Linked DNA regions of Homo sapiens: region 2 is linked to region 1. Evidence: chromatin loops called from intact Hi-C (ENCODE). Cell type or tissue: Calu3. All regions are shown on one strand. Each heading gives the region's core, and the rest is flanking DNA. Links, peaks and the distances in the headings are about the cores only. Region 1 overlaps F11-AS1 (F11 antisense RNA 1). Region 2 overlaps F11-AS1 (F11 antisense RNA 1).

Region 1 (16,368 bases), core at 3,297-11,296:
CATCCATACTACAGAGAAAAAACAATTAGGGCGCAAATGGATAGTTACAGTAAAGTCTTCAGCAAGCAGCTGCCTGTATTCTAAGCACTGGGATTTTCTGTTTCGTGCAAATATTTATCTCATTATTGTTGTGATCTAGTTCAATAACCTAGAATTTGAATTGTCACCACATAGCTTTCAATCTGTGCCAACAACTATACAATTCATCAAGTGTGATTTTTTTTTTTTTTTTTTGAGATGAAGTCTCACCCTGTTGCCCAAGCTGGAGTGCAGTGGTGTGATCTCGGCTCACTGTAAACTCTACCTCCTGGATTCAAGCGATTGTCCTGCCTCAGTCTCCCAAGTAGCTGAGATTACAGGCACATGCCACCATGCCCGGCTAATTTTTGTATTTTTAGTAGAGACGGGGTTTCACTATGTTGGCCAGGCTGGTCTTGAACTCCTGACCTCGTGATCTGCCCACCTCGGCCTCTCAAAGTGCTGGGATTACAGGTGTGAGTCACTGCGTCTGGCCATGGAAAATATTTATTGAGCACAATTATGTGAGAGCATCATGCTGAGCTTTGAAGATACAGTGGTGAGCAAACATATATCCTGGCTTCATGAAGATTATACTCTAGTTAACATGAGCAACAAAATAAAATAATCACACAAAATATATAGGTTCAAGCTGAAATGAGTGGCTGCACCAGATTCTATGAGATAAGAAAGGAAGAAGGACATTTTTCACCAAGTTCAAAGACTGGGATACAAAGGAATTTGTCCTGACAAAGGCAAAACAAAAACAACAACAAACAAAAAACCCAAAAGAGCAAAATGACAGTAGAACATAACGGGGCCAGATCAAAAATGCTGACAGGTTCCCAAAAGAATAAAATGACGGTAGGACATGACGGGGCCAGATCCAAAATGCTGACAGGTTCAAACAAAATTGGAATTGAAAATCAGAGTGCGTTCAAGAGTATCAAACAATACTATCTTGTTACTTGCTTATTACCTTAGTAGACTGGAAGCAACACTTCACACAAAAAAAGGGTTTGGATGTAATTTCGGATAAGAAGAGATGTTTCTGTAAAGTCTTTCCTGAGAAGCATATTATTTGAGAAAAACACATATTTCTGTTTTTAGTATTTCACTTTGTATAATGTCTTAATTTTTGAAGAGCTGGTATATTCCTATGATTCATTAATGAAAGTTCTATAAGATATAAAATATACAATGAGGAGATCTCCTCTTCTGTACCAGAAGAGTGCACATTCTACACACTGCGTAGCACCTTTCTCACTTACGTTCTGTCTGGGCACACTTCTGATTGACACGCAGAGGGCTCTCTCTGTCTGGGGATATTTCTGATGGGTACCGAGAGAGCTTCCTCTATCTTGGGTTATTTCTGATGCGTAGAGAAGGGCTGCCTCTGTCCATTATGGAAGGCTGGTGTTCACTGCAGGGATTCCACACTTCATTTAACCAGAGTCCCCGTGGACGGACACTTGGGTTGTTTTCAATCTTTCCCTCTTTCATACACACGCAGGAACATTTGTAGGATAAAGTCCAGATGTAGAATTGCTGAAGACAAAACAAAACGAAAACAGCAGATGCATTTGTAATTTTGAATATTGCCAAATTTCTCTTCAAAAATCTGTAGCCATTTTTTCTCCCACCAGCAATGTAAGAGAGGGCCACGTTCCAGCTACCATAACACCACAATTAGGAATTTTTGACAATCTGACAGGTGGAAAAAGGTAGCTCACTGTAGATTATTTTGCAGTTCTCTTACTATGACAAATTAATATAAATGACGTGATGTTAATGTGGTGTATAAGATCACCAAATTGTTCACCGCTTCATTGTTTACTTAAATGCTAATTTGGTGGTTATGACGTAGACAAACATAGAGTATGCTCCTTGCAGTCATGTAAACATGGTAAGAGTTCTTGCCAAAGGACGAAGCAAACGTTCCAGAGCTTATGTTGTTCAAGCTTGGTAGTGGCTCAGTGTGGCAGACATACTGGCTGTCCAGCCTTCTCCCTGTGTGTTATGGACATAAATTTGGGGTACAAGTGGCCTCATCTCCAGTTCCAGGGGTGGATCCTGATTCCTACACATTCCCTGATGGAATCGCATCCTCGTTGCCCTGGGAATCAGTTCCTGGCAGTGCAGGCCAAGGCAGTGGGCACACGCCTTCACCCCACCAGAGTGACTGGCTCAGAGTCAGCAACCTGAGCAAAGGTTGAGAATTTGGATGTTGTGTCGGAATAAATGCTTTCTCTTTCCCTTCCATGTGAATGAGGAAGTGTTGGCCCTGGAAGTGGTGGCACTTATCATGAGAAGCTGCCGGAGGTCACTGATGCCCAGGTAGAGGGGCTGAGGTCTGCACCAACTCTGGGCTTCCCTCTTCCACAGCAATGGCCCCTTTCATTTTAAGCCATGCATTTCCTACCACCTGCAGTGGAACGTCCTGTGTGCCAGGACTCGGGTTATTGATCACAACCCTGAGTCAATGAAATGTAATTGACTTTTATTAGGCATGCATTTTACCATAGTGTTCTATGGGACACAGTTTTGTGTTTTCCAATTTTAAAAGTTGGAAATGTTCTTGAATAGTTTTGATCCTAAAGCCTCAGAGAAAGTCTGTCTGTGACCCGCTCCAGAGCTGCCTCACTTTCTGACATGAGCGGTGCTCTTGGACAGCCGGCAACGAAGCCACGCTTGTGAAGGACGCAGCGGTTCTCACCTGTGGCACCCGGGGCACCAGTGGCTGGCCACTGCCCTACACTCTAAAGAGGGAAACTAAACTTTGGACTGAGAATTATATATTTAAGAAAGCCTTCAGAAATAATACATTTACATTATACATGACTCATTTATGGCCTTACCTGTGGTCCTGCCTCATGAAAGCATCAGAGGAAACGTTCCCCATTTGCTAAGGGGCATGTCTCCATCTCGCCTGTTCGGGTCCACTTCTCCCTTCATCCTCGCTTTGTTCTGTGATTTTCCGCTCCCTTCACAGGTCTCACTCAGAATGGGTCTTTCCCAGGCCGGGTGCGGTGGTTCACGCCTGTAATCCCAGCACTTTGGGAAGCCGAGGCGGGCGGATCACGAGGTCAGGAGATCGAGACCATCCTGGCCAACATAGTGAAACGCCGTCTCTACTAAAACACACAAAATTAACCAGGCGTGGTGGTGGCACCTGTAGTCCCAGCTGCTCAAGAGGCTGAGCACGGGAATCGCTTGAACCCGGGAGGCCGAGGTTGCAGTGAGCCGAGATCGTGCCACTGCACTCCAGCCTGGGCCACTGCACTCCAGCCTGGGCAACAGAGTGAGACTCCATCTCAAAAAAAAAAAAAAAAAAAAAAAAAGGAAAAAATAGAATGCATCTTTCCCTTTGCTCGTGTGAGAGGATTTTCAACATCCCAGCCCGCAGCATCCCAGAGCTCAGGTGTAGGGAATTTCCCGACTGCACGGACGCTCTGCCGGCCCCATGTGGTCAGGGCAATCCTCTCTTTGAATGTCCTTTCCACAAGATGTCTGTGAGGCCACCTGTCACCTGGGAGGGCTTCCCTTTGTCCAGGCAGAGGTGGTGGCCACAGCATCACGGCTTCCCAGTGCGCCCTGTGAGCCCCACCCCAACTCTCCCGCCTGCTTCCCGCCTGTTGTATGCACGCGTGTTCATTAACCACAGCAGGCCAAGCTTCTTTCAGGAGAACATTTCTTCCTTTTCCAAGGCAATCCCACAAACTAAAAATAACTGTTTAGAGCAATTCTTCAATGAGGAATGTCCGTGTGTGTGTGTGTGTCTGTGTGTGTCCGTGTGTGTGTGTGTGTGTGTGTGTTTGAGAGAAAGAGAGAGAGAGAATGAAAATGAAAACAGGCCGGGCACGGTGGCTCACGCCTGTAATCCCAGCACTTTGGGAGGCTGAGGCGGGCGGATCACAAGGTCAGGAGATCGAGACCACCCTGGCTAACATGGTGAAACCCCATCTCTACTAAAAATACAAAAAATTAGCCAGGCGTGGTGGCGGGTGCCTGTAGTCCCAGCTACTCGGGAGGCTGAGGCAGGAGAATGGTGTGAACCCGGGAGTCAGAGCCTGGGCGACAGAGCAAGACTCCGTCTCAAAAAAAAAAAAAAAAAGAAAGAAAATGAAAACGACCATTTCTGATACCTGTAATGCTTACGCACTCCAGCTTCACTGCCTGTCTGGTCCCTGGGTTTCCTCATCTTCAGATGCTGTGTTACTTTCCTCTGGATTCTGTAACAAATTACCACAACCCACCAGGGTGGCTGAATAGCCCAGATTTCTCCCCGTGGCTCTGGAGGCTGTAATGCTGGAATCTCGGTGTTGGCAGAACTCGGCTCCCTTCGAGGCCTTAGGAAGGACCCTGCCTTGCCTCTTCCTCGTTCCTCGGCTGCCTCCTTCTCCACGTGGGCCTCTCCCACATTTCTTATCCCTTTCTTGTAAGTAAACTAGTAATATTGGTTAAGAACCCAAACTGCTGTATACGGTATGTACTATATGCGGCACACAGTACATAGCTTACTGTCATTTTCCATTTAATTCTAACTTTCAGAGAAAAGACTATATTCAAAATGCCTCCCACAGTAACGGGCACACATAGTGCTCAACAAACTAGTTCCCTCTCTTTTGCCTTGGGGTATCCGGCAACTGTCTTACAAATGTAACAGTGTATGGTGGACCTACTGATGGAGAGACTTGTTCGTGTATGTGTTTGTCTTACCTCATCTACCCAGAGAGGTGTCAAAATGTATCTTATATGTACGGATGCAGCTTTTCTGCTGCACCCAGCACTCCCCAGGAAACATGAGCACGCTTTGTAACCACCGGTAACTTTCAAATGCTGTGCACAGGTAGAGATTTTCACAGGCTGTGGTGACTGCGTGGGTTCCTTCCATGCTCAGACACTGTCAAAACGGCAGTCAGAATGACTCCCATGAGCTTGGTTGGGAAGGCACCTTTACAAACAATACAGACTAGAAAACCTTTGTCATCCCACGGAAAACACTATCAAACACAACACAGAAGTATGGGTTTTGCGGTTTAGAGGGTTTTTCGATAAGTTTCTGCTGCCACCAACGGAAATAATTATCTTCACTATTAGAACGAGAAAGCAGTAAAGAAAGAATCAAGACAAAAAGTGACTTTCTCAGAAATATTTATATACTTGAGCAAATTAATATTTGATTTGGGTGAATCTGAATGTATTTCTCCGGTAATCGCTTCATTAAAAATAAAACTGTGGGCTGGGCATGGTGGCTCACGCCTGTAATCTCAGCACTTTGGGAGGCCGAGACGGGTGGATCATGAGGTCAAGAGATCAAGACCATCCTGGCCAATATGGTGAAACCCCGTCTCTACTAAAATACAAAAAATTAGCGGGGCGTGGTGGTGTGTGCCTGTAGTCGCAGCTACTTGGGAGGCTGAGACAGGAGAATCGCTTGAACCCAGGAGGCAGAGGTAGCAGTGAGCCGAGATCGCACCACTGCACTCCAGCCTGGCAACAGAGTGAGATTCTGTCTCAAAAATAAATAAATAAATAAATAAATAAATAAATAAATAAATAAGCTGTTTCGCAGAAACAGAAAACGAAATGCCGCATGTTCTCACTTCTAAGTGGGAGCTGAACGTTGGGTACTCATGGACATCAAGACGGGAACGTCGTCTCATCTCCAGCAGCTTCCAGCCCAGCACTGGGGATTCTAAAAGGGAAGAGGAAGGGAGGGGCCAAAGGCTGAAAAGCTACCTATTGCGTGTTATGTTCTCTGCCTGGGCAGTGGGATCAGCAGAAGGTCAAACCTCAGTGTTACACAATGCAATGAACCTGCATGCGCACGCCCAGAATCTAAAATAAAAATAAAATAAATAAATAGAAAAAATAAAGGCATTAAAAATAATTTTTCAGCTATATATATATATATATATTTCATCGTGTTTGTGATTTGGCAAGAAAAATCAAGAGAGGTCTATTTTTCAGATTTGAAAGTTAGTTTTTCTTTATTCAGATTCCGTTTTATAAATGAGTAATTTGTGATGTGATGGGCAGCCTTTAACATTTTAACTGACAATCAGTAGATGGATTTATCATCATGTTTATGGCTGTGCTGGTGTCTGTAAAAATAGTATACAGATAATTTTTTTTTTGAGACAGAGTCTCACTCTGTCACCCAGGCTGGAGTGCGGTGGCACAATCTAGGCTCACTGCAACTTCCACCTCCCGGGTTCAAGCGATTCTCCTGCCTCAGCTTCTCAGGTAGCTAGGATTACAGGTGCACTCCACCATGCCCAGCTAATTATTTTTTTGTATTTTTAGTAGAAACGGGGTTTCACCGTGTTAGCCAGGATGGTCGGCTTCCGGTGTTGTTTCAGCATATGGCTAAATTAAAGGCTTAGATTCTCAGTTTGCTCATTCTAATTTAGCTGAATTCTGAGTATTATGCATTTGTATCTGAGGTTCCAGGCCTCTCCCTCCTCCTTCTCGGGGTATTAAAACTCATGTTGCCAGGTGCATGACTGTAGTCCCAGCTACTCAACAGGCTGAAGCAGGAGGATGGCTGGGGCCAGGAGTTTGAGACCAGCCTAGGCAACATATTGAGACCCCATCTCAAAACAACAACAACCAACAAAATAAAAATTAAAAAAACACCTCATGTGAAGAGAGATCTCTCTGCTACCCTTGAAGATCAGAATAACATAAGTTCAAAGTTTCTCTGGTATCCAGTGAAATCTGCTCCTTCGGTTTTTTTGCATTGACCAAATTGCTAATGGTGAGGAAGTAACGAGACCAATGGAAGATGTTATTTGGCACATTAATTATTGGGGACCCATAAGCTGTTAGAGGTGAAAGAGACTTCAGCAATCATTCCATAGAAATGAAGCTCCAGGCGGGGCTGTGACCTCTCCCCGCTCACACGGCCTGTGAGGGTGGACGCTGAGCCCAGGAAATGTAGGTCTCCTGTGCCTCAGTCCTTCAGGGGCCAATTTAAATGAGAAGGGAAGTTGGATGGTAGAGTTCATGGAATAGCAGTTCCTCTGTCAGGCCTGTGTTTCTCTTTGCTGCCACTAACATATAAGAAAGAAACATGTTTCTGAGATGCCACAGTTATCACTTAAAGGCACTTTTCATTGTATTGCTGTCGGTCTGTGCTCACTGCTGACAGCAATGGCAGGCTGCCATCCTTGGAGTGAGGACCTGTGCTTCTACTTCCTGCTTCCTCTGAACCCCAGCAGCTGCCAGCACAGCGTCTAGGAGTAGTGGCTGTGGACATAATTAGGAGTTTCTTGAGCAGCCTAGTTAACAGCCCCACAGAGGGCATGATCATATAAGAACGTCACTCATGTCATTATCATTTAATTCTATCCGAAAAGAGTTAAAATCAACATTCTGGAGTTAAGTGAACAGCTTGTTAAATGAATAACATAGACATAAAATCCAGTGGGTCCAACAAGCAGTGATTACTATAGTTAATAATAATAATATCATCTTGATGAACAAGAACAGGAAAGAGAATACAGATAAGACTATCGCCATATTCACGTCTTTTGGGATCTTGCTATGTGCTCTGCATCATGCAGTGGGCTTTCCTTCTCACCAGCACTGTGCAAGTAGGATATTATTATTATTCCCTTTATAACATAATCCACGTGTTTTACAAGTGGAAAAGAAAGACAAGACAAACCTGCTGGTAAATATTTTGAACCCAATTCTCCATTTCCCCACTAGATGGCACTTTTATACCTCTCTTTGTTCCATTTTAAACTCACAGCAGATGGGCAGAGCGCACTTAATTTATGGTAAGTTTAAACAAATCCTATGTATATATAATATCTGGGAACTTTAAATCAAATAAACGGCTTCCATTCAAATATGCTTTCCTTTTCAAATATAACACTTGTAAATATCTGGTCCCCGGACAGCAGGTTCGCCTGTCCACCAGATGCTCCAGGACGGCGCTGGGCCCTTGCTCCTGCGCTGACCGCCCAGCCCGAGCCCCGGGGCCAGGTCCACGGTGCCCACGCGCGCTGTGTTCTGCTGGGGTCCGGCTTAGGGCTGCTTCGGCCCTCGGCGGCTTCCTCTGCGCTGTTGCTGCCCTCCCCACACCCCTACCCCTGCTCACTCAGCTCCTTCACCTCTTCCCTGATGAACTGGGGAACAGTATCCCCAACCTTGATCCCGCAATGTATTGTTAAGGCTGTGTTGTATTTTTAAAACAAACAAACATAAACATTTGAATGCTGAAGGCTTAGTGATAATAAAAATAGTCTACCCACCCCCCCACATCACATCACAACACACACACGACACATGCACATATAAAACACACATTCACACACGAAACACACATAAAACACATTCACACACATGAAACACACAAAACACACACAAAAAACATGCACACAACACATAAAATACACACAAAACACACATGAAACAAGCACACAGCACACAAAATACACACATGAAACGCACATACATATGAAACACGCAAACACACACATGAACTACACACATAAAACACACAGAGATACATGAAACACGCACGCAACGCACAAAATACATAAAACACAGATGCACACACACATACACATGGAACACGCACACAAAACACACACATGAAATACACACAGAACACACACATGAAAGACACAGGAAACACACACACACACACGGAAGGCACACACACATCGGGAAGCGGCGATGGTCACGCTCACTCCAAGACCCCAGCTCCCCGCGGAGGCCTCCCGGGCCGGTGTTCGCTGCCAGCCAAACCTAAGCCCGCTCCTCGCGGGGCCCGCGGGGCACCCCCAGGTTCTGTGCAGCTGAAGCTTGTACCATTTTGTGACTGTGACACAGGAAGCCTCCTAGGGACAAACTTCGGTCAGCATTTGAATCAGCCCTGACTCGGTGACAGTGTCTCATAAACGGGTCAGCTGGTTAGGGACTTGGAAAGAGAGCGGGGAAACGGGTGAGCAGAAAGCCTGGGGAACGGAGCCCAGCGGCGCCAAGTCGCCCCGGCGTCCACCTGCGCCCACCAGAGAGCGCCGGGCCCCCGCGAGCGGAACCTCGAACCGCAGCCTCCGGAGGGCTGGGCCCGGCCTGAAGCTTACACGCACTCCCTTCTCAGTCCCACTTTTGCCCTGTCTTCACCTTGGAGCCCCCGAGTTTCCAAAAGATACTGGAATCCAGTCTCAGCCTGAGCACCCTATAGCAAAGTTAGGAGTCAGCCCCACTAACTGGAGGTAAGTGGATCATGTGGGAGGCCCAGGTGTGCAGAGCCCCTGAAAAGTTACAGCGTCTCCACCTGGGCGTGGAGATCTGGGCCACCCCAGCCCCGCTGGGCATCGCAGGAATGGGCTTCCAGTGGCTCCTCAGTGTGGCCATTACACCATCAAACGAAAACCACCTCCCATGGAACATATCTATATAAAAAACAACAAAACAGACCCCTTCAGAAAGTGAGCTCAGATGACTCCCCTCTGCTAAGAGGTGCCTCCTGGGCAGGTATTTCTGTGGGTGCCACATACTTTTGGGGAAAATGAGCCCTTAGCAACTCATATTTTTATTCACAAATAAGCCATTAAACTGTTTATTGAAGGAAGAGGGTATGGTCTCTATTAGAAAATACAGAACAAACATTTACAAAAAAGTATTATTTTGGAATGAATTTCAGTTCAAGAGCTCCCTTTTAAAGTCACCCTAAGCATACCGGTTGCTACACAGGCAGGATTCAAAAATGCAAATATCAAAAATACTCAAAACTCTCAGAAACAAACCAGTGAAATTCATTGTCCTACTCATTATCCAATTTATCCAACAGTAATCATTACGATTGATTTCCAGGCCTGTAACTGCCTATTTTCATGGCCTGTAGAGAGGGGAGTATAGGGTGCAGGCAGGAGTGTCTGAAGGCATGGAAGTCTCTGCCTGGGCATTAACAAAATGAGTGGAAAAAGCAGACAATTGCATCTGCGGGCATTGATATCTCTTATCTGCACGTTAGACTTAGTTTTATGAGTAACTAAATTGAGTTGAGACTCTTAACTGATGTTCAGATTCACTGCCAGCACTCCCCACACATACCAGGAAACACCCTGTGTTCCAGTGGGCAGACCCATGCAAGCCCACCCCCAAAGCCTGGGGGTGCAGAGAGGCCGAGGAAAGAGGCTGACAAATCCAGACTCTCAGAAAGGAGCGTTGAATAGGGACTTATCCCACAGCTGCCCTCCAGAAAGCTTGCTTGCTTTTTCTTTCTTTCTTTTCTTTCTTTCTTTCTTTCTTTCTTTCTTTCTTTCTTTCTTTCTTTCTTTCTTTCTTTCTTTCTTTCTTTCTTTCTTTCTTTCTTTCATCTTTCTTTCTTTCTTTCTTCCTATCTTTCTTTTCTTTCTTTTTTGATATGGAGTCTCGCTCTGTCACCAGGCTAGACTGCAGTGACGCGATCTCAGCTCACTGCAACCTCCGCCTCCCGGGTTCAAGTGATTTGCACCAGCCTCCCGAGTAGCTGAGGCTATAGGCGCCCACCACCACACCCAGGTAATTCTTGTATTTTTAGTAGAGACGGGGTTTCACCATGTTGACCAGGATGGTCTCAATCTTTTGACCTCGTGATCCACCTACCTCGGCCTCCCAAAGTGCTAGGACTACAGGCATGAGCCACCGCACCTGGCCCAGAAAACGTTCTTTCTATAGCAAGCTTTTATAAGACTGATGCACCAGACCCTCTTGCAAAACTGCTGACCAGTGGGGAGGTTGAATAAGCATCTTTATAGGGGTCATCTATGCCCCAGGCACTGTTTGTTTATAGGGGTCGTCTATGCCCCAGGCATTGTTTGTTTGAAGGGGTTGTCTATGTCACAGGCATTGTTTCTGAGGAACTAATTGGTGAGCAGGGGTCCGACAGTCACTTCAAGATGGCCTTACTCTTGCCGTGCACTGATCTCGCCACTCAGAAAATGCTCAAAGGCCACTTTTTGGTGCACACAGGAAAGGTCTCTTCTATTCAGCTGAATCAAAACATTTGAAATTGGCTGTGTTTGTTTTCAGATCTGTTCAGGTCAATTTAACAATTATTGTAAAGAAGTAACTTACTTATAATTACATAAGCCCCAACCTGAAAGAATTCCCAATAACCAAAACTGGAATAACTTGAGTGACAGAATGAATAATCTAGCATTGGATTACATCTTAAAGTAAAAAATAAATATCCATGAGTTCATACTGATACAAAATGATTGAATGAACAAAATAATGAGAGAGAAGAGAGAAATCCGCTGTACAGGATTCCGGGTAAGTTACACCATTTCTCCTCTCTCAAGGATGTGGAGCTTAACCCTCTATCCCTTGCTTAGGGAGTAGAGCATGGATAGGAGTGAAAAGGTAATTTACAGAGGAGAAACAGGCTAGTTGATGAGGTAACATCATCAGTGGTAAGTCATCTTGATAGTGTGCACTGTTTAACAAGCAGATTTATTGATACATAATTCATATATACCCAAACTTCCATTTAAAATGACGATTCGGTGATTTTTAGTATATTCTCAGAGTAGTGTGATCATTAATCTAATTTTCTATCATCTTCATCACTCCCCCAAAGAAACCTCATACCTATGTGTAGATTTGCCTCTTCTGAACATTTTACATAAATGCAATCATACAACATGGGGTGTTTTGTGACCTGTTTCTTTCACTTTCACCTTGTTTTCAAGGAGGAACCATGTTCTAAAGCCTGTACTTCATTCCTTTTTATTGCCATATAATAAAAAGGAATTGCCCTTGTATAATTATACACATTTTATTTACCCATTCATCGATGGAAATGTGGGTTTTCTCACTTTTTGGCCATCATGAATAATGCTGCTATAAATATTCATGTATGAGTTTTTGTGTAGACACGTTTATCTTTCTGTTGAGTGTGTAGTACCCAGGAGCAGAATTTCTGGGTCATATGGGAACACTATGTTTCATATTTTGAAGAATGATGTTTTTGAAAGCAGCTACACCATTTTACATTCCCACCAGCAATGTCTGAAGCCTCCAATGTCACCACATCCTGGCTAACATCGATGATTCCGTCTTTTTGATTCTAAGCCCACCTTAGTGGGTGTGAAGTGGTATCTTATTGTGGTTTTGATTTGCATTTCCCCAAGGATTAATGATGTTGAGAACATCTTTATGTGTTTATCAGCCATTAGTACATCTTCTTTGGAGAAATATTTATTTACTTATTTTCTCCATTTTTAATTGGGGTATTTTCTTTTTATTACAAAGTTGTGAGTTCTTTACATATTCTGGATACTAGTCCTTGTTAGATACATGATTTGCAAATATTTTATGCCATACTATGGGTTATCTTTTCACTTTCTTGATGGTATTTTGTGAAATACAGAAGTATTTATTTTTGATGATGTCCAGTATATCTTATTTTTTCTTTTGTTGATTATAATCTTGAAGTTGTGTCTAAGGAACCACTGCCTAATCCAAGGGCACAAAGATTTAGTCCTGTGATTTCATCTAGGAGTTTTATAGATTTAGCAGTTACATCTAGCTGCATGACCCACTTTGAGTTAATTTTTGTGAGTGATGTGATACATGGGAGTCCAAATCCATCTTTTCCATGTGAATTCCAGTTGTCCCAGCACTGGAACCCTTGTCAAAACTCAATTGACCATAAATATGAGGGTTTGTATCTGGACTGTCAATGTTATTTCATTGCTCTATATGCCTGTCATCATGCCAGCTCCACACAATGTTGACTGCTGGAGATTTGCACTAAAGTTTGAAACTGGGCAACATGAGTCCTCCAAATGAATTATTCTTTTTTTAAATATTATTTTGGCTATTTTGAGTCCCTTGCATTTCTACATGAATTTTTGGATCAGCTAGGCTACTTCTGCAATAAAAGACAGCTGAGATTTTGATAAAGATCCATTTGTGGAGAGTAGCCATCTTAAAAATATTAAGTCTCCTGATCCATGAATGTAGAATATCTTTCCATTTATTTAGATTTTTAATTTGTTTCATATCTTTAGCATATAAATTTTGTACTTCTTTTGTTAAATGCATGCCTAGACATTTTATTTTTATGCTATTAAAATGCATTTTGTCCTTAACTTTCATTTTCGTATTATTTATTGATAGTGTATATAAATAAAATTATTTTTGTATATTGACCTTGTATGCTGCCTCATGCTGAAGTGGTTTGTTAGCTGTAGTGGTTTTTCTGTGGATTCCTTAGGATTTGTTTATATATATGATCATGTCATCTGAAAATGGAGATCGTTTTAACTGTTCCCTTTTTCTTTTTCTTTTATAATAGCCCTGGCTATAACATCTAGTGTGATGTTGAATAGAAGTGGCTAGAGTAGGCATTATTGTCTCGTTCTTGATATTAGGGAGAAAGCATTAGTTTCACTCCAGTAAATATGATGTTAGTTGTGGATTTTTCGTAGATGCTTCTAACCAAGACGTGAAAGTTTCCTCCTATGTCCAGTTTGCTAAAATTTTAATCAAGTTGAGGAAGTTTCCTCGTATGTATAGTTTGTTAAGCATTTTTATCATGAAAAGGTTTTAGATTTTGTAGATTACTTTCTTCCATCTATTGAGATGATGGCCATGATTTGTGCTGTATTCTGTGAATAGGATGCATTACACTGATAAGCTCTTGGATGTTAAACCGACCTTCCATCACCGTAATACATTCCACTTGGTCACAGTGTCTGATCTTTTAATATGTGATGCAATTAAGGTTGCTAATAATTTGTCAAGGATTTTTTTAGGCTATAAGGGTTATCACTGTGTGATTTTTTTTCTTGCTATGTCTTTGGTTTTAGTGTTAGGGTGACACTAGCTTTACAGCATGAGTGGGGAAGTGTGCTCTTCTGTTGTATGTTTTGGAAGAGTTTCTGAAGAATCAGTATTCATTCTTTGAATGTTTTGTAGAATTCACAGTGAACCCCTCTGGGCCTGGGATTTTCTCTGTTGAAGTCTTAAAATTCACAATTCAAGCATATCCATTTCTTCTTCAGTCAGTGTCAGTAGTTTGGGTTTTTCTGGGAATGTGTCCATTTCATCTGAGTAATTTGTGGCATGCACAATTCATAGTATTCCACTATAATGTTTTATAATTGTTCATAGTATTCCATTATAATCTTTTTTATTTCCATAAGGTCAATGCTGATGTCCTCTCTTCCATTCTGGATTTTATTAATTTGATTGTTCTCTCTCTCTTTTTCCTGGTAAGTGTCACTAAAGGTTTGTCGATTTTATTAATCTTTTCAAAGAATTCACATGTTTTTATTGATTTTTCTATTTACTCTTTCCTTTATGGCTACTGTAATCTCGTTTCCCTTTTAATGAACTTTTTTGACTATGCAACGACCAGTTCCGGTGGGTATATGACAGGGGAGCCCTGTCACAGCGCTACCCAGGACCCAGTTCCGGTGGGTATGACAGGGGAGGCCTGCCACAGTGTTGTCCAGGGCTTTGCAGATGGTTTGGAATTTCCCTATCAGTGCACTTGAACACCTTTATGGAGGTCTGTCCTGTGGCATAATTCAGATTCCAGAGCCACAGTAGAAGAGGTTTCACCAGATTTGTATTCACGTTGCTGAATCTCAGTCCACCCATCTCTAGCTGGAAATAGACTACAAAGTCCCTTTGTGATACTAACAGTGTATAGGCACTTACACTTTTGAAATTAGGCAATGTGAGTTCTCCAACTTAATTCTCTTTTTCCATATAATTTTGGCTATTCTTATTCTTATTTTACAGAGGAGAAGACTGAGGCACATAGAGGTTAAAAATTAGAGGAGAAGCGAGTAAGAAGTAGGCTAGAAAATCAAATCCATAGCATCTGCTCCTGAATCTACACCTTTCCCCACCACCTGAGGAATCAGCTAATAATGGCTTCCGAACTAAATCTGGCCTGCTGTCTTTGTAAATAAAGTTTTATTGGAACACAGCCATAACCATTCATTGACACATCACATATGGTGCTTTTGCTCTATAACAACAGAGTTGAGTAATCGAAGGGGCGATCCTGTGGTTCACAAAGCCTAAAATATTTACTACCTGGTGCTTTCCCAGAAAAGTGTGCTGATCCCAGCACTGCGCTGTACTGACTGCCATTATAATCATACATGCCTCAAGGCCATTTTGAAAACAAATAATGCAACTGATTATGCCTAGAAGAGTGTCTAGCACACACATAGACACATGTACACATAGACACATACACATGTATACACACACTTGTGTGTATATATAATATATATTAATATTATATATATAATATATATATGTGTGTGTGGGTGTGTGTGTATCAAGGTCCTTTTTCTGACAGTCTGCCTATCAGTAATTAATTGTATCCTAAATTATTTCTCTATTTTGGTTTTAGAGATTAGGTCATACCCGCTAGTCTGCTTTCCTTTCTCATTTTGGGTCTCATTTGAGCCCCATTCAGCTGTTCTCCATCACTAACATACAAGAAATGTCTGCCGAGGTTGTGAAGGATGAGGTCATGATTCACACTCGAAGGAGAAGAAAGGAAAGGCTGATTTCCGGAGTGAGACTCTGGTTTTTGGCAGAGCCAGTGACCTGAGCAGAATGAAATGACACTGTGAATTTTCATTCCAACAAAGAAGAAAGAAATCCAATTGAAAACTAGCTTTGACTAGATTTTGCTGCAAAATAGAAGATGATATTGAGCTAAATAATTCAAATTCTTATTCAGAACATAGAGAATGGGGGGGCATTCACTCTCTACCGTCAAGAGCCTGCTAAGGCGATTTCAGCTGCTCCACGCTCCCCTTGCTTCCAGCCTCCCACGTGGCCAGGCTGGAAAACTGCCACCACCTCCACATCCTACCCAGATCTCACCTGCTAGAGCACGGGCGGCAGGGATCCGCTCCCCAGCACATCAGTTTTGGTCCATCAGAAACAGAACATTAGAGAAGACTCTCAATATTGCTCATGTTAGAATAAAGCCAGCTTCTTTTCTATTAAAAAAATGCTTGTCCAACTCGCGTGAGGTTTGTCAGCGACGCAGAGGAGGGGCTTTTGTTGTTGCAGGGGTCATACTTTTCCATTTGTTTTTCCTCGTGGAATTTTCTCCAGCTCTCCCATTTAACACTGCGTGCCCCGCCCCAGCCTGGCCCCATGCAATGCTTTGGTGCTCCAGGGTTGCCGGTGGTCCTGCAGGGTCTGCAGTCACACAGGTCTCTCTCCTGGAGGCAGAGTCCCTGTGGGTCTCAGCCATGTTCTTGGTCAAATGCAGAAGTGAAAACAAAGCATTTCAATATTTATTGAATTACCCTATTTGCTAGCCTGCATTTTCATTTTCAATTTATTTTTACACAT
Region 2 (16,368 bases), core at 5,540-13,539, 180 kb after region 1:
CATTGCACTCCAGCCTGGGCGACAAGAGTGAAACTCTGTCTCAAAAAATAAATAAAAAAAATTAAAAAAAAGTTAAAAGGGTGCTCTTACCTAAAGGCAACTCTCATTAGCATAGACAGACACCAAAAATAGTTCTATATGGTCAAGAGATGTTTATATTTGCCTGTTATCTATATAATTGTTGGTCTACTTAGACATAAATTTCCCCTTCATTTAGGTGCATTAAAATTATAAAGAAAAATTTATCTTGGAGATTTCCATTGAAAGGGAGAAAAAAACCTTTATTCCTCTACTCCCCTAAATTCTCTGGCTGGACCTGCAAATCAAACTGACAGATTAATAAAAGAAAAACAAAGTTTTAGTTACACACATATGTATGGATGTTTCACAAAGAAATGAACTCAAGGAGGTGGTCAGATAATTGAGGCTTACGTACACTTTAGGCCAAACAAAGCAAAAGAGGTTTGGGGCTTCTGAGTGAGGGAAGGCAAGTTATGGAAAAGAGAATGAGGAAATGCAGGTAAATGCGGCCTGTCTTGCTATGCAGGTGAGAGTCTGAGGTGGAAAGAGTTGTCTCTGTGGCCAGGTGCAGTGGCTATGCCAGTAATCCAGCCTTTGGGAGGCCAAGGCGGGAGGACTGCTTGAGCCTAGGAGTGCAAGACCAGCCTGGATAACAGTGACAAACTGTCGCTACAAGAAAGAAAAAAATTAGCCAGATGTGGTGGTGTGTGCCTGTAGTCCCAGCTACTCAGGAGGCTAAGGCAGGAAGACCACCAGAGACCAGGAATTGGAGGTTACAGTGAGCTAGGAGGGTGCCACTCCTCTCCACTCTTTAGTAACAGAGGAAGATCTTCTCACTAAAAATAAAAATATAAATAAATAAAAATTATTTGTAATTCCAGCACTTTAGGAGGCTGAAGCAGGAAGATTACTTGAGCCTAGGAATTTGAGACCAGCCTGGGCAACATAAACAGATTCTGTCTCTACAAAAATTAAAATTAAAAAATTAGCCAGGCGTGGTGACGTGCTCCTGTAGTCTCAGCTACTCCAGAGGCTGAGGTGGGAGGATCACTTGATCCCAGGAGGCCAAAGCTGCAGTGAGCTGAGATTGCACCACTACACTCCAGACTGGGCAACAGAGCAAGACCCTGTCTTTAAGAAAAAGGAGGGGGGTTTTCTCCAGGAGTAGCTGTCTTCCAGGTACAGAGGCCCCTCTCCCAATGGAAGTTACCTTCGTAAGTGTAAATTTCCTTTATAAAAGGGGAGGTTGATTTTTCACGCAGACAGGGAAGGTAAAGAGCTTTTCCTTCATCTGCTGGCTCTCAATTACTTAGTCAAAAGAATCCCTATGCCTAAGAAGTGTATTTTGGGGTGGCATATTCTGGTACCTTTCTCCACCCTCCCTTTCAGAGCCCCATATCCCTTTGGGCAACAGCTCTTGACCATTAGGATCTGCTCTTGGTTCCTTACTTGAGACCAGTCAGTCATTCGCTATTATGAATGTTTCATGGGGAACCTTTTCTCTAATGATGGAATGAAAGACAAGTTATAGAATTCTAAATGTTAACAGGCAGCTTTGTCTTGGTACCACGGAGATGCTACACAATCCAGTGTGTGGCTTACTGATATCCAATTCATTCATTTGGTAAAAATCAATTATCTTAATTAACACTCCATAAGTATTGCCAGTATCTACTAAATCTAACTTAGGTTTTATTTATGAGTTTGAATGGAAGTAATTCACCTCAACATGTCCCAGAATTTCAATTTTTCTGCATGACATCAGAGAGAGTATGATAGAATTTATTCTTTATTGCATTAAGTCTGGCAGAACATCATTGGAAAGTCATTCCTCCAGAAATATTTATTGAAGATTCTCGATATGCCAAAATTTTTATGCATGGAAGATAGGAGAAAAGCTGCATGAGGGTCTATAAAATCTTTTGAAAGTTAGTTATTTCACTGGGAAATGAACCATGGGACCATGTTAATTAGCTCAGATGACATTCTTTAATGGTAGAGTCAGTGCTGATAAAAAGCAAAAGACTGGAAAATGTAAACACAGCATTTAAAATCTAATTCCATGTCAGTGCTTTGGGACTCCTTTTCGTTAGGCTCTCTCTCTAGGGGAAGTCTTTAATAAGTCTTTATCAAGTGCATTCTGAGGGGCCACATTTTCTACATTTGCATTAGGAGATTGAAAGCAGGTTTATAACTTTTAAAGATCAAATTACTTCTATGCATTTTATGTGCCCCAATTTCAAGTGTAAAGGGCACATACAAAACTATGAAGAGGGACAGATGGCAACTGGACTTTACATAATGCTTGAAATAGACACACTGATGATCCTAAACACATTTTTAGATATCTAAAGACAAAAATCATCATTGAAATAGAATTTAAGTGAAACAAGAAAATTTTAAATTAAATATATATTATATATATTTAGTACACATATATTTAAAATCATCTTGTTTCACTTAAATTCTATTTCAATGATGATTTTTGTCTTTAGATATCTAAAAATGTGTTTAGGATCATCGGTGTGTCTATTTCAAGCATTATGTAAAGTCCAGTTGCCATCTGTCCCTCTTCATAGTTTTGTATGTGCCCTTTACACTTGAAATTGGGGCACATAAAATGCATAGAAGTAATTTGATCTTTAAAAGTTATAAACCTACTTTCAGTCTCCTAATGCAAATGTAGAAAATGTGGCCCCTCAGAATGTACTTGATAAAGACTTATTAAAGACTTCCCCTAGAGAGAGAGGAATATATATATGTAGGTGTTTTGGTAGAGACAGGGCCTTGTTTTGTTGCCCAGGCTGGTCTTGAACTCCTGGGCTCAGGCGATCCTCTTGCCTCAGCCTCCGAAAGTGCTGGGATTATAGGTATGAGCCACTGTGCCTAGCCAGACAGTTTTTTTAAAAGAAATTCATCTTCACATTGTGACTATCAATGTATCATACTAATATCTGAAAAGCTCATACAGATTCAGAGTTCAACCACCTCACTCCCCTAACCGCACCCCCCTCCCCCCACCCGCCAAAAAAAAGAATAAAAAAAGAACAGTGGTCTCTTCTGTTAAAGAAAAGAAAAACAAACCTAGGAGAAACCAAGTTTGGAGACAACAGATGATCTGTTGCTACTGGAGGCCATCTCTTCATAAGGAAAGAGAGCATCGCCACTGCCTCGGGCTCCAGTCATGCAGGTGGCCCTATGTATAAGTCACTCAGTCTACCTGAAGCAAACTGCTCCTCCCAGAACAGTGAGAAGAGGGCCTGGTAACCAAATTACACCTTGCTGCTTTTTCTGCTCTCACTCTTTTCTTCTGGTTCACATGAGAAGAGGGGATTCTGAATCATAAACTAGATCTAGAAGACATACTGGCTATAGTTTTTGGTTAGTGAAACATAAACAGAAATCTATTTTGATTTGTATTCTCATTCTTAAATCAACTTTCTCAGACATATCAACACCTTTTTTTTGGCCAAAGTACAATATGGCAAATATAATTTACTATTTCTTATCAAATTAAGATTGTGATCTATCTCAAGGTCACAATTAAACATGACGTGTGCTTTTTAAAGAATAATTTTAGTTACAAATATATAAATAAGGCCACCTGTAATCCCAGAACTTTGGGAGGCCAAGGCTGGCAGATCACTTGAGGTCAGGAGTTCGAGACTAGCCTGGGCAACATGGCAAAACCCCATCTCTATTAAAAATACAAAAATTAGCCAGGCACGGTGGCACGTGCCTGTAATTCCAGCTACTCAGGAGGCTGAGGCAGGAGGATCACTTGAACCTGGGAGGTGGAAGTTGCAGTGAACCAAGATGGTGCCACTGCACTCCAGCCTGAGTGACAGAGTAAGCCTCCATCTCAAAAACAAACAAACAAAAAAAGAAATTACAAATATATAAATAAAAGAAACAGAACTAGTGAAGCTCAGCTCGTTTCCTAAAAAGTAACAGTGAAACTGGAAAAGGGAATCCCAGATTCACCCCAAGCACTCATTCCCACAGCTGCTGGGAGGGTCAACGGGTTCAGTTCTGCTTCCTCCAGCCTCTCTCAGGTGCAAGAGAGGAAAAATATCTTCCATCTACCCTTGTAAGTTCTCAGCTGGGAACCCCTTCACAAAAGACAGATTAATAAGAGAAAAAGCATAGAAATTTAATTAATATAAGTTTTACATGGCATGGAGATGTCCATGAGAAAATGAAGACACAAAGAAAGGGTTAAACTGGGGTGTGTTTCTGCTGTTTGATGAAGAGTGGAAAGTCCTGGGGAAATGTGACAGGACAGAATATGGGCTAAGAGCACGGGCTAAGAGTATGGGCTAAGAGGGGTAAACGGGGGGACACTTGGCAGGGCTCATTTGTTCTAATTACTCTCAATACCCCTCTGTCTTTGGAGATAAGAATGTTGTCCTCCAGGTCTAGGAAGGCACCTCTCACATGAGGGTCTTATCGCCTGCTTCAGGAAAGAAGGACAGAGGCAGGTTGGAGAGACCTTCTTGCCATTTCTCGAATTCCTTCAGCTTAACATATTCACTATGCCAAGGTGCCATATTTTGGGGTTGCCCTGAACCCCATCAAAGGCATTGATTTCTAGCGCACTCTCCCATAAACTTTCTGTACCCAAATCTCAGTCTCCAAGACTGCTTTCTAAGAAAACTGTTTTGTGTCTGTGTACATGTAAGTCAGTAAATATAAACATCAGTGAAGGGCAACGCATCACAATGCTGAAACATCTTTCAAAGAAGTAAGATTAAGGCGATGAACTTGAAAATGATTTTGTAATTGTCTTACAAAATACACATCCATGTTATCCTTGCAATTTTGTTTTCCATGTAAAACATGTCACATGACTGAAAAGGTTCTCATTAACCTATTAAGAACTAAAAACCACCATTGAGCTCAACCAGGTGTTCTTATTCTCATGGTCTGACATGTCTTCCTCTCCTTCCCCACTCTCCTTCTTCCCCAATAGTCTTCAGACATTCAGTTAACTATGGTATGTGCTCTTTTTCTCAAGGCCAAGTATTTCCAAGTCTCCTCTTATATGATGTCTTATATAAATAAATGTTTAAAGTATATCAATATAAAATTGAGATAATGGAAATATTTACTGTTCCTATCACTTCATCTTTTCAAAGCCAACTTTAACAGCAAACACTATTGGCCTCGCAAGGCAGGAGATCTGAAGACGGATATATTAAATAAATAATTTTGATATGTACCTTGAGCCAAGATAATAATATAAGATTGTGAACACTCGCTGGGAAAAATAACGATCTGGTGTAGAAAATGACAGGATATTTGAGAAAATATAGGTATTTTTCTGGACAAAAGTAAACATTAATGTATTTATGAGATGTTTCTCACTGAGAAGTAAACTCTGACCTTTTTTCTCTCTTGCCCATATTCCTATCTAAGGGGCCTGCGGAGTCACGACTACAAACCACGACTACAAACCAAAACATCTCATCAGGTGGGCTTTATTTCACCCTATATAATGTGGCTCACTTTCCAACCCAACACTGGCATAACATCACATGAAAGATAAAGAAAGAAATCAAAATATTTTACCCCAAAAAATATGTAGGGCTTTTCGCCATATTTTAAAATGGCCCTGCAGAGTCTTTTGTGGGGGAAATTTTTGTCCGTGAAGAATCTCTGTTAACACAACTAAATCTTCCCCTTCCAGGCCCTCCCAATCCTGAAGAGATTAATTGAGAATCTATTTCTATTTCTATTTTTTATTTTTATTTTTATGTTTGTGTTTTTTGAGACAGGATCTCACTCTGTCACTCCACAGGCTGGAGTCCAGTGGAGGGATCTCAGCTCACTGCAACCTGTGCATCCTGGGCTCAAGCAATCAAGAGTCCAGCACCTTTTAAAGGTTTGAAGAGGAGACATTCACCATCTATTGTATCTAAGGGCAGCCACCTATAAGATTTCATAAGAACCTCAGTGTCCACAGCCCCTTATGTTAACCCAGACACTCCTTTCTATTGCCTCTATTATTCTATTTAGATAATAACTCTTTTAACCAATTGCCAATCAGAAAATCCTTGACTCCATCTACAACCTGGAAGCTCCCTCTTGGAGTTGTTCTGCCTTTTCGGACTAAACCTCATGTGTATTGTATATGTCTCCCCAAAACATATAAAACCAAGCTGCAGCCCAACCACCTTGGACACACGTTCTCAGGATCTCTTGAGGCCACGCCTCCGGCCATGGTCACTCATATTTGGCTCAAAATAAAACTCTTCAAATACAGAGTTTGGCTGTTTTTGTTGACACTGTAGGGATAAAAAAGCTATTACATAATATTTGACTGTACTGACTGAGTTATAATTTACAAAGGACAGAATTCAAATAAATAAGAAGGAAATTCTAGAGAGGCAGCCTTGTTGACTGACCATCTTGCTATCTGAAATGTTCAATTGTGGGAAGTGGAAATGGACTCTTTTCCTACACCATAGACGAGGCTAAGAGTAGGCAACAACCGGCCATGTACTACACGCAGATGGATGGCAGAGACAGCCAGGACCTGGATAACCTTGATACCCTAGAAAGAGACACACTACCTGTGAAGTATATGTACCCAAAAGACAAAAATTATCTGAATCTAATCAAGGACTTGGATCTAATAACTGGTTTCAAAAAATACCAATGAGAGCTGGGTGCAGTAGCCCATGTCTGTAGTCTCAGCTACTCTGGAAGCTGAGGTGGGAAGATGGCTACAATCACGCCTGTGTACAGTCACTGCACTCCAGCCTGGGCAACACAGTGAGAGCTCGTCTGGTAAAAAATACACATGTAGGTGATGAAGGAAAATGATGCCATGGGGACATAATCAACAAAATCTAGAATTGGAAATTTCTAGATGTAAATTATTAGGTTTCTTCAACAAATAGCAAGGAAAAAAGAAGACGGAGGGAAATCACAGATTAAAGAAAGGTGATACATATGAAGCCAATGTGATATGTGGTCCTTGTTTAGATCCCAATGCAAACAAACCAAATATAAAACAAACATTTCTGAGAATTGAGAAAATCTGCACACTCACCAGATACTGGATTATATTAACATTATTGTCGATTTTAGGGCTATTAATAATATTGTGTTTATGTTAAAGAAAGAATCCTTATGTTTTAGAAATATATGTTGGAGTGTTTCTGGATGAAATGATATGATGTCTGGAATTTCCTTTAAATAATTTGGGAGGTGGGAGGGTGGGTGGAAAAGAAACAGATGAAATAACAGCAGACAAACGGCAGTGATTGTTGAAGGTGGGTGATGGCTGTGCAGGGTGGGTGAACTGAAGAAAATGATGGAGGTGATTTTTTTTTTCTTTTTTTTTTTTTTGAGACGGAGTCTCTCTCTGTTGCCCAGGCTGGAGTATAGTGGCCTGATCTTGGCTTACTGCAACCTCTGCCTCTGGGTTCAAGTGATTCTCCTGCCTTGGCCTCCTGAGTAGTTGGGACTACAGGCGTGTGCCACCACGTCCAGCTAATTTTTGTATTTTTAGTAGAGACAGGGTTTCACCATGTTGGCCAAGATGAATCTCTTGACCTCATGATCTGCCCACCTCAGCCTCTCAAAGTGCTGGGATTACAGGCGTGAGCCACCGCGCCTGGCCTGACGGAGGTGATTTTAATCCATTTAGAGGTTTATTTTGCCAAGGTTGAGGAAGCACCTGGCAAACAGAGACACAAGCCACTGTAGGATCTGTGGCACCCCCTTTTTCTGAAGAGGATTTTGAGGGCTACAATATGAAAAGGGGAAAAGGAGGCAGGAGGGGAAAAGAAGGAAAAGGAGAGGGAGGGCTGGTCACGTTCTTTAGAATCCACATGAAAAGGAGCGGGTAGATGAACCGTCAATTCTGCATTCATCTCCTGCTCAGTACATCTGTACTCTACATAAGATAAGGTGAACTTCAGTAGAGGAAGCAACTGAATATGCATTCGTCTCAGGGTGCGCAGCGGGACAATTTCTAGGCTCCTCTCGTCCCGTACTCTTGAAGATAAACTGTTAATTTACATGGTCAGAGTGAGGGAGGCCCCTGTGGAAACATGTGGCCTTCTATCTGTAGCTATTAGTTTAGGAGCAAAAGGAAAGGCAGGGTTTTTTGGTTTTTTCATGACTCAGTTTTCAAGCTTAACTTTTCCATTTTGGCATAGCGAATTTGGGCTCCCAAGATTTTGTCTTCCTTTCATAGGAGAAAAAATAATTTCTTTTCTCAATCCTTGTAAGTTCATTAGTGGGACAGATTCCTGTTAGCAGAAGACAGATTAACAAGAGAGAGAAAAAAAAGCATTTTTATTTACGTGTGTGTCTATCCCATGGGGAGAAAGCTGAGTTCAAAAGTAAGGTGGCTTAGGGCCCTGGCTTACATAGCACATCTAGCAAAGAACAATATATTCAGAAGTGACAGGACAAAGGACCAAGCAGCTCCAGGCTCCCAAAAGTGGGACAACTATGGAAAGGTAATAAAGCCTGCTCCCAGATTCCTCTGGCCCTGCTGGCGCCAGCCCCTGCACTGATAAGTGAACCACTACTTACATCTCTGTCTTCAGGCAGATAGGGGAGGCAGAAGCTTCTCCGCATTTTTTCACAGCAATTTTTATGGCCTGCCTTAGGTAAGAAAGGGCAGCTCAGACAGCCCTTTCCTGTAACTTTACTTTCCACTTGCCAAAGAAGCATATTTCGGGGTGAAATATTCTGGTGTTCTTCAGATGTATGGGGATTCATAAGATTATTTTCTCTCCTGCTGTCTAAAATTCCACAATGAAGAAGTTAAAAAATCTCTACTGTAATTAAAAGTAAACTGAAAAATATTACAGTTATAGTGAATTAAATAATTGAAGTTTTCATATAAAAATGCAAGTTTTTAGAATCTATGCATCTGAAGGATTTTTTTAATCTAAAAATTGAATATAAAATATGTAAATTATGTTCTTTTCTAACCTAGGATGCTACTTATTAAAAACCTAAATTATTGCTATAAAGAAAATAATAGAGATATTTTAGTTCATCTTAATTATATATTTTATAGTTTGGTTTTTTGTTTTGGGGTGTTTTGGTTTTTATTCATTTTATTTATTTATTTATTTATTTATTTTGAGACAGGGTCTTGCTCTGTCTAGAGTGCAGTGGTGCAATCATGGCTCTCTGCAGCCTCAACCTCCTGGGCTCAAGTGATCCTCCCACCTCGGCCCTCAAGTAGCTAGAACTACAGGTGCTCGCCACCACACCTGGCTAGTTTTTGTGTGTTTGTTTTTTTTGTTTTTTTGGTAGAGATGTGGTTTTGCCATGTTGCCCAGGCTTTAATTATATATTACATAGGGACTATCAAAGACACTGTCAGTGTAAACATGCTAGAAGCCAATATAAGCCACTCCAAACAAGCAGTGTACCTACATGACAGCTTTTCAATCTAAGTCGTGAGGCTTGGTCAGAGTTGTGCCTGAAATTATTGAATTTTATTTCATTTCTTATGCACTGTTATAGCATTAGTAAATGTATTATGCACTATTACAGCATTATAATTCTTATGAAATAAAACATACTCTGTATGATAAAACAGATGCTGAGTTCTACAGAAACTCTTCAATTTATATTACCCCAGCAAAATATCAGCAATAATGGCTAACAAGTATGGAGTACTTTCCGTAGTGTCTAATATATTACTGCATTACATCAGTGGAGTGGTATTATTAGTGCTTCTCTTTCTTCTCAGGCTGAGGAACCAGCAGATGAGAGGGTTCATGAAGGAACCACTAGTTCCAGAAGTGCTGGATCCTGCCTTAATCATCATTCCAAAGACTCTCCTTATGATGATAACAATTAGTTGAACTCACTTTCTAGAATCCAAAATTGCAATGGTTCTCCAAATTAATACATTGTATCATGAAGTAAATTCACCTTATTTATTACTGTTTTGCTTTCATCCACCAGTAGAGGGAGTACAAATTCACCTATAACTGAGTCCAAATCCCAAAAACAGATTTAGGGAATGACAGGATCAGGCAGGAGTTTAACTCCTGTATTTTTATGCGTTAAGGAATCCGAGGTGACAGAGGTTGGGTGAGTTAATGCAGTTACATGGTTGGCCAATGGTGGGGCCAGATGAACAATTCGCACCCCCTGGCTTCCAGAACAGGCTGGTTTTACCACCGGTGAGGCTGGTCCTTTCAGTGGATATCAGGTTTCCTTCCTAGCCCACTGGGTGGTCATGTGGAATATTTCAGAAAGCCAAGCTCAGTTTCCCTCAAGAAACGTTAGTGACCACTAGTTTAAGATAAATTTTTATTTGGCTATGGTGAAACAGCTGATCATATAATTCCCCCAAATGAACATTAATTTAGCAAATTAATATACTGCACAAATAAGTATACAAAAGCAAAATTGAGAGCTAAATGAAGACAAAATTCCTCTCTGGGTCTTTCAAAAACACAATTTATCAGTTGAGAACTAATTGACTGTTTACAACTGGAGGTGAGAAGGGTGTATTCACAGATGTCTGCCTGAGACCATTGGATAAAGGGGATGAGTTCCAGTTAAATTTTGAAAAAAAAAAAAGGGGAAATAGCAGGGCACGGTGGCTCACATCTGTAATCCCAGCCCTCTGGGAGGCCGGGACAGGCAGATCGCTTGAGGTCAGGAGTTTGAGACCAGCCTGGCCAACATGGCAAAACCCCTTCTCTACTAAAAATACAAAAATTAGCCAGGCATGGGCAGCTGTAGTCCCAGCTACTCGGGAGGCTGAGGCAGGAGAATTGCTTGAACCTGGGAGGCGGAGTTTGCAGTGAGCGGAGATCGTGCCACTGCACTCCAGCCTGGGCGACAGAGTGAGACCCCGTCTCAAAAAAAAAAAAAGGTGTGTGTGGGGGAGGAGGGGAACAAAACAAAAAGCTGACCCTGAAAGTCTCCTTACTACTCAGTTTGAGAGACAAAAACTCCAGCTCGCCTGTTGTTTATGCTCATGCCTGGCTCTCCTTCCACTGCCTGCCGTACACTTTGCTGGGGCGGGGCTGACTCTGTCTCCTTAGGGGCAGGACTGTCTATAACACTGTCTTAAGTTCCACCTCTTCTATGCCTGGGAGGACACACCTGTTTCGTGTTCATTTGCATTCCCAACTTATCTTTCTTCTTCTCCTGGTGGCCACAGGAGGTGCTTTGTCGGCTGGCAGGTCCATTTTGGGTATTCTAATCCAGGCTTCTGACTAGGTTTGGTAGCTATTCTCATTCTCATTTTACTTCTTATTCATTCTAACTCTCATTCTACTATTTTTTACTTAGACGTAGTTTTCTTGGTAAGAAAGGCCATGGTAAGCAGACGTAGTGTGCACAGAAATATGCAGCCCTTCTGGGTGCCTGGACCCCAGTAGCACCATAGTCACCCGTAATAGCCACATAATAGCCACGCCTAGTTCTAAGAGTGAGTAGAGTTGGACCAAGTTGTGAAACTTCAAGTTTGCTTTTGTTTTTAGTCGAGGCCTAACCTAGGCTTGGCTGGGCACTTTTTTCAGGGTGCTAGTGTTGTAGAACCTCTGAGAGCAGCGAAAGGTTTATAAGATTTGGCCAAGGCCAGAGGGCGGGAGACAAAATCTCGCAATTCTGACCTGCCTTTGGACATAATTGAGGCTTTATGAGGAAGGTGGGGATGCGGGAGTGGCGATCCCATGACCAAAGCTGCTTGCCTCCCTCGGTCCCTTGGCCAGATGAAACTTCTGGATGCCTTCAAGGATGTCTATCTGACCAAAGGATCTTGTTCTTTAAAGATAAACAAAGCCGGGCGTGGTGGCTTATGCCTGTAATCCCAACATTTCGGGAGGCCAAGGCAGGCAGATCACTTGAAGTCAGGAGATTGAGACCAGCCTGGCTAACATAGAGAAACCCCATCTCTACTAAAAATACAAAAATTAGCCAGGTGCGGTGGCATGCGCCTGTAATTTCAGCTACTTGGGAGGCTGCGGCAGGAGAATCGCTTGAACCCGGGAGGCAGAGGTTGCAGTGAGCTGGGATTGCGCCACTGCACTCCAGCCTTGGCCACAGAGTGAGACTCCAAAAAAAAGAAAGAAAGAAAGAAGGAAGGAAGGAAGGAAGGAAGGAAGGAAGGAAGGAAGGAAGGAAGGAAGGAAGGAAAAGAGAGAGAAAAGAAAGGAAGAAAGAAAGAAGGAAGGAAGGAAGGAAAAGAAAGAGAGAGAGAAAGAAAGCAAGCAAGCAAGCAAGAAAGAAAGAAAGGAAAAAGAAAGAAAGAAAAAGAAAGAAAGAAAGAAAGAAAGGAAGGAAGGAAGGAAGGAAGGAAGGAAGGAAAACAAGTTCATCAATCTCGCAGGCAGACCCTGGAGGGTTAGGATATGAAGGTAATCAATTATTAGCAACTCCCCTCCACCAGAATGACTTCATGCCAGCAAGTGTGCACAGGGAGAGGAGAGGACAAAGAGAGAGGAAAATAAGCAAAACAGAGAGAGGAAAATAAGCAAAGCAAACACCTTAGGGTTTTTGTTTGTTTGTTTGTTTTTGTTTTTTTGAGACGGAGCTTCACTCTTGTTGCCCAGGCTGGAGTGCAATGGTGCGATCTTGGCTCACTGCAACCTCCGCCCGCGCCCTCCCCACCCCACCCCCAGGTTCAAGTGATTCTCCTGTCTCAGCCTCCTGAGTAGCTGGGATTACAGGCATGCACCACCACGCCCAGCTAATTTTGTATTTTTGGTAGAGACAGGGTTTCTACATGTTGGTCAGGCTGGTCTTGAACTCCCAACCTCAGGTGATCCGTCCACCTTGGCCTCCCAAAGTGCTGGGATTACAGGCTTGAGCCACCGCGCCCGGCCTAGGGTTTTTATACTATAGGCTCAGTCGCACTAGCCTGGTCTCCTTTTGCCTCCAGGAAGCCGTGTGCACCACCTACATGCTGTAAAGATCAAAGAATGCACTTATCTAGGCCACTGCTGTCATGTCTCCATTTCTTTTTTGTTTTTTGCTTTTTCTTTTTTTTTTTTTTTGAGATGGAGTCTCGCTGGAGTGCAGTGGTGCAATCTCGGCTCACGGCAACCTCTGCCTCCTGGGTTTAAGCAATTCTCTTGTCTCAGCCTCTGGAGTAGCTGGGACTACAGGCGCATGCCACCACACCCAGCTAATTTTTTGTATTTTTAGTAAAGAAGGGGTTTTACTTCATTAGCCAGGAAGGTCTCAATCTCCTGACCTCGTGATCTGCCTGCCTCGGCCTCCCAAAGTGCTGGGATTACAGGCATGAGCCACAGCGCCCTGTGCCATGTCTTCATTTCTGCAACCAACACCTCCATGCTCAGGTCTTCCAGTCTTCCAGCTGTGATCTTTCTCAAAACTGACACTGGGAGTGAAGCAAGCCTTGGAAGGAGTGACAAATACACCCATCCCCTGCAGCCCCCGCAGACCCCATTCATCGATCACAGCTCTCCTTCCACCACTCATTGATCACAGCTCTCCTTCCACCACTCATCGATCACAGCTCTCCTTCCACCATTCATCGATCACAGCTCTCCTTCCACCATTCAGTGATCACAGCTCTCCTTCCACCATTCAGTGATCACAGCTCTCCTTCCACCATTCAGTGATCACAGCTCTCCTTCCACCATTCAGTGATCACAGCTCTCCTTCCACCATTCAGTGATCACAGCTCTCCTTCCCCCATTCAGTGATCACAGCTCTCCTTCTTCCATTCATTGATCACAGCTCTCCTTCTCCCATTCATCGATCACAGCTCTCCTTCCACCATTCATCGATCACAGCTCTCCTTCCCCCATTCATCGATCAAAGCTCTCCTTCCACCATTCATTGATCACAGCTCTCCTTCCACCATGCAGTGATCACAGCTCTCCTTCCCCCATGCAGTGATCACAGCTCTCCTTCCCCCATTCATCGATCACAGCTCTCCTTCCACCACTCATTGATCACAGCTCTCCTTCCACCACTCATTGATCACAGCTCTCCTTCCACCATTCAGTGATCACAGCTCTCCTTCCCCCACTCATTGATCACAGCTCTCCTTCCACCATTCAGTGATCACAGCTCTCCTTCCACCATTCAGTGATCACAGCTCTCCTTCCACCATTCAGTGATCACAGCTCTCCTTCCCCCATTCATTGATCACAGCTCTCCTTCCACCATTCAGTGATCACAGCTCTCCTTCCCCCATTCATTGATCACAGCTCTCCTTCCACCACTCAGTGATCACAGCTCTCCTTCCACCATTCAGTGATCACAGCTCTCCTTCCCCCATTCAGTGATCACAGCTCTCCTTCCACCATTCAGTGATCACAGCTCTCCTTCCCCCATTCATTGATCACAGCTCTCCTTCCACCATTCATTGATCACAGCTCTCCTTCCACCATTCATTGATCACAGCTCTCCTTCCCCCATTCATTGATCACAGCTCTCCTTCCACCATTCAGTGATCACAGCTCTCCTTCCCCCATTCATCGATCACAGCTCTCCTTCCACCATTCAGTGATCACAGCTCTCCTTCCACCATTCAGTGATCACAGCTCTCCTTCCACCATGCAGTGATCACAGCTCTCCTTCCACCATTCAGTGATCACAGCTCTCCTTCCCCCATTCATTGATCACAGCTCTCCTTCCCCCATTCATCGATCACAGCTCTCCTTCCACCATTCAGTGATCACAGCTCTCCTTCCCCCATTCATCGATCACAGCTCTCCTTCCACCATTCAGTGATCACAGCTCTCCTTCCACCATTCAGTGATCACAGCTCTCCTTCCACCATTCAGTGATCACAGCTCTCCTTCCACCATTCAGTGATCACAGCTCTCCTTCCCCCATTCATTGATCACAGCTCTCCTTCTTCCATTCATTGATCACAGCTCTCCTTCTCCCATTCATTGATCACAGCTCTCCTTCCCCCATTCATCGATCACAGCTGTCCTTCCCCCATTCATCGATCACAGCTCTCCTTCCACCATTCATTGATCACAGCTCTCCTTCCACCATGCAGTGATCACAGCTCTCCTTCCCCCATTCATTGATCACAGCTCTCCTTCCACCATTCATCGATCACAGCTGTCCTTCCCCCATTCATTGATCACAGCTCTCCTTCCACCATTCATCGATCACAGCTCTCCTTCCACCATTCATCGATCACAGCTGTCCTTCCCCCATTCATTGATCACAGCTCTCCTTCCACCATTCAGTGATCACAGCTCTCCTTCCCCCATTCATCGATCACAGCTCTCCTTCCACCATTCAGTGATCACAGCTCTCCTTCCACCATTCAGTGATCACAGCTCTCCTTCCCCCATTCATCGATCACAGCTCTCCTTCCACCATTCAGTGATCACAGCTCTCCTTCCACCATTCATTGATCACAGCTCTCCTTCCACCATTCATTGATCACAGCTCTCCTTCCACCATTCAGTGATCACAGCTCTCCTTCCACCATTCAGTGATCACAGCTCTCATTCCACCATTCATCGATCACAGCTCTCCTTCCACCATTCAGTGATCACAGCTCTCCTTCCACCATTCAGTGATCACAGCTCTCCTTCCCCCATTCAGTGATCACAGCTCTCCTTCTCCCATTCATTGATCACAGCTCTCCTTCCACCATTCATTGATCACAGCTCTCCTTCCCCCATTCATTGATCACAGCTCTCCTTCCACCATTCAGTGATCACAGCTCTCCTTCCACCGTTCATCGATTACAGTTCTCCTTCCACCATTCATTGATCACAGCTCTCCTTCCACCATTCATTGATCACAGCTCTCCTTCCTGCTGAGCTTGGGTGTAGTCTCAGAGTCCTTCTCAACATAGCATTCCAGACAACCACCACCAAATGTGGCTTGACACTCAAGTAACACACATTTACCATTACTGCCTGTCAATGAGAATTAGAACTGGACACCAGTTAAAGTGGTGGAGCTGAATTTTAGGGAGAAACTAAACTGCTGTAATAGGGGAAAAGAGACTTCAGCACAGAACTGAGCTCAATTTGAATACAAGGATAAGTGGGAATTTATCACTAAACAGCAGGATGGGGGCATCAGTGGGTGGACAGTCACTAAGAGGAAACATCAAGGGTAGTAGGTTCTTGAGAAACTGACTCAACAGGGTCCTTGCTGAGAGCAGGCCGGCAGGATGGGATATCAAGAGTTGGGAATTCTTTTGTAGGGGAGGAAAAATATCTTTTCTCCTACCCTTCAGAGTTTGTGGCTGGGGACCCCGTAATAAAAGACAGATTAACAAGAGAAAAGCATAGAAATGTATTTAATATAAGTTTCACAAGACACAGGAGCCTTCATAAGAAAACAAAGATCCAAAGAAACGGTTAAACCTTAGTGTTTTTATGCTAGAATGGA

What was found. Hi-C counts contacts between places; a loop is a spot of excess contacts. Peaks named below come from ENCODE experiments on the same cell type or tissue, not always from the same donor. Only the 100,000 strongest peaks of a DNase experiment are listed, where the experiment ranks them.
Region 2: a loop joins it to region 1, with 9 times the contacts of the local background. A loop is called at or near these places in 6 of 110 quality-filtered maps.

The regions. Positions count from the first base shown.
Region 1 is chr4:186,289,467-186,305,834 of GRCh38, forward strand. It overlaps F11-AS1 (F11 antisense RNA 1), which reads right to left. Exons shown (of 4, transcript NR_033900.1): 2 at 1,290-1,566. F11 (coagulation factor XI) reads left to right here. Exons shown (of 15, transcript NM_000128.4): 15 at 1-215. Among named protein-coding and RNA genes, the nearest start is that of F11, 31 kb to the left of the region's middle. In Calu3, for the core only: a CTCF peak has its summit at 7,720 (motif pointing right); a DNase peak (open chromatin) is centred at 7,735.
Region 2 is chr4:186,463,076-186,479,443 of GRCh38, forward strand. All of the region lies in intron 1 of F11-AS1 (F11 antisense RNA 1), which reads right to left. Among named protein-coding and RNA genes, the nearest start is that of F11-AS1, 30 kb to the right of the region's middle. RefSeq lists a silencer at 8,440-8,734. In Calu3, for the core only: a CTCF peak has its summit at 10,070; no DNase peak of the experiment used is centred there.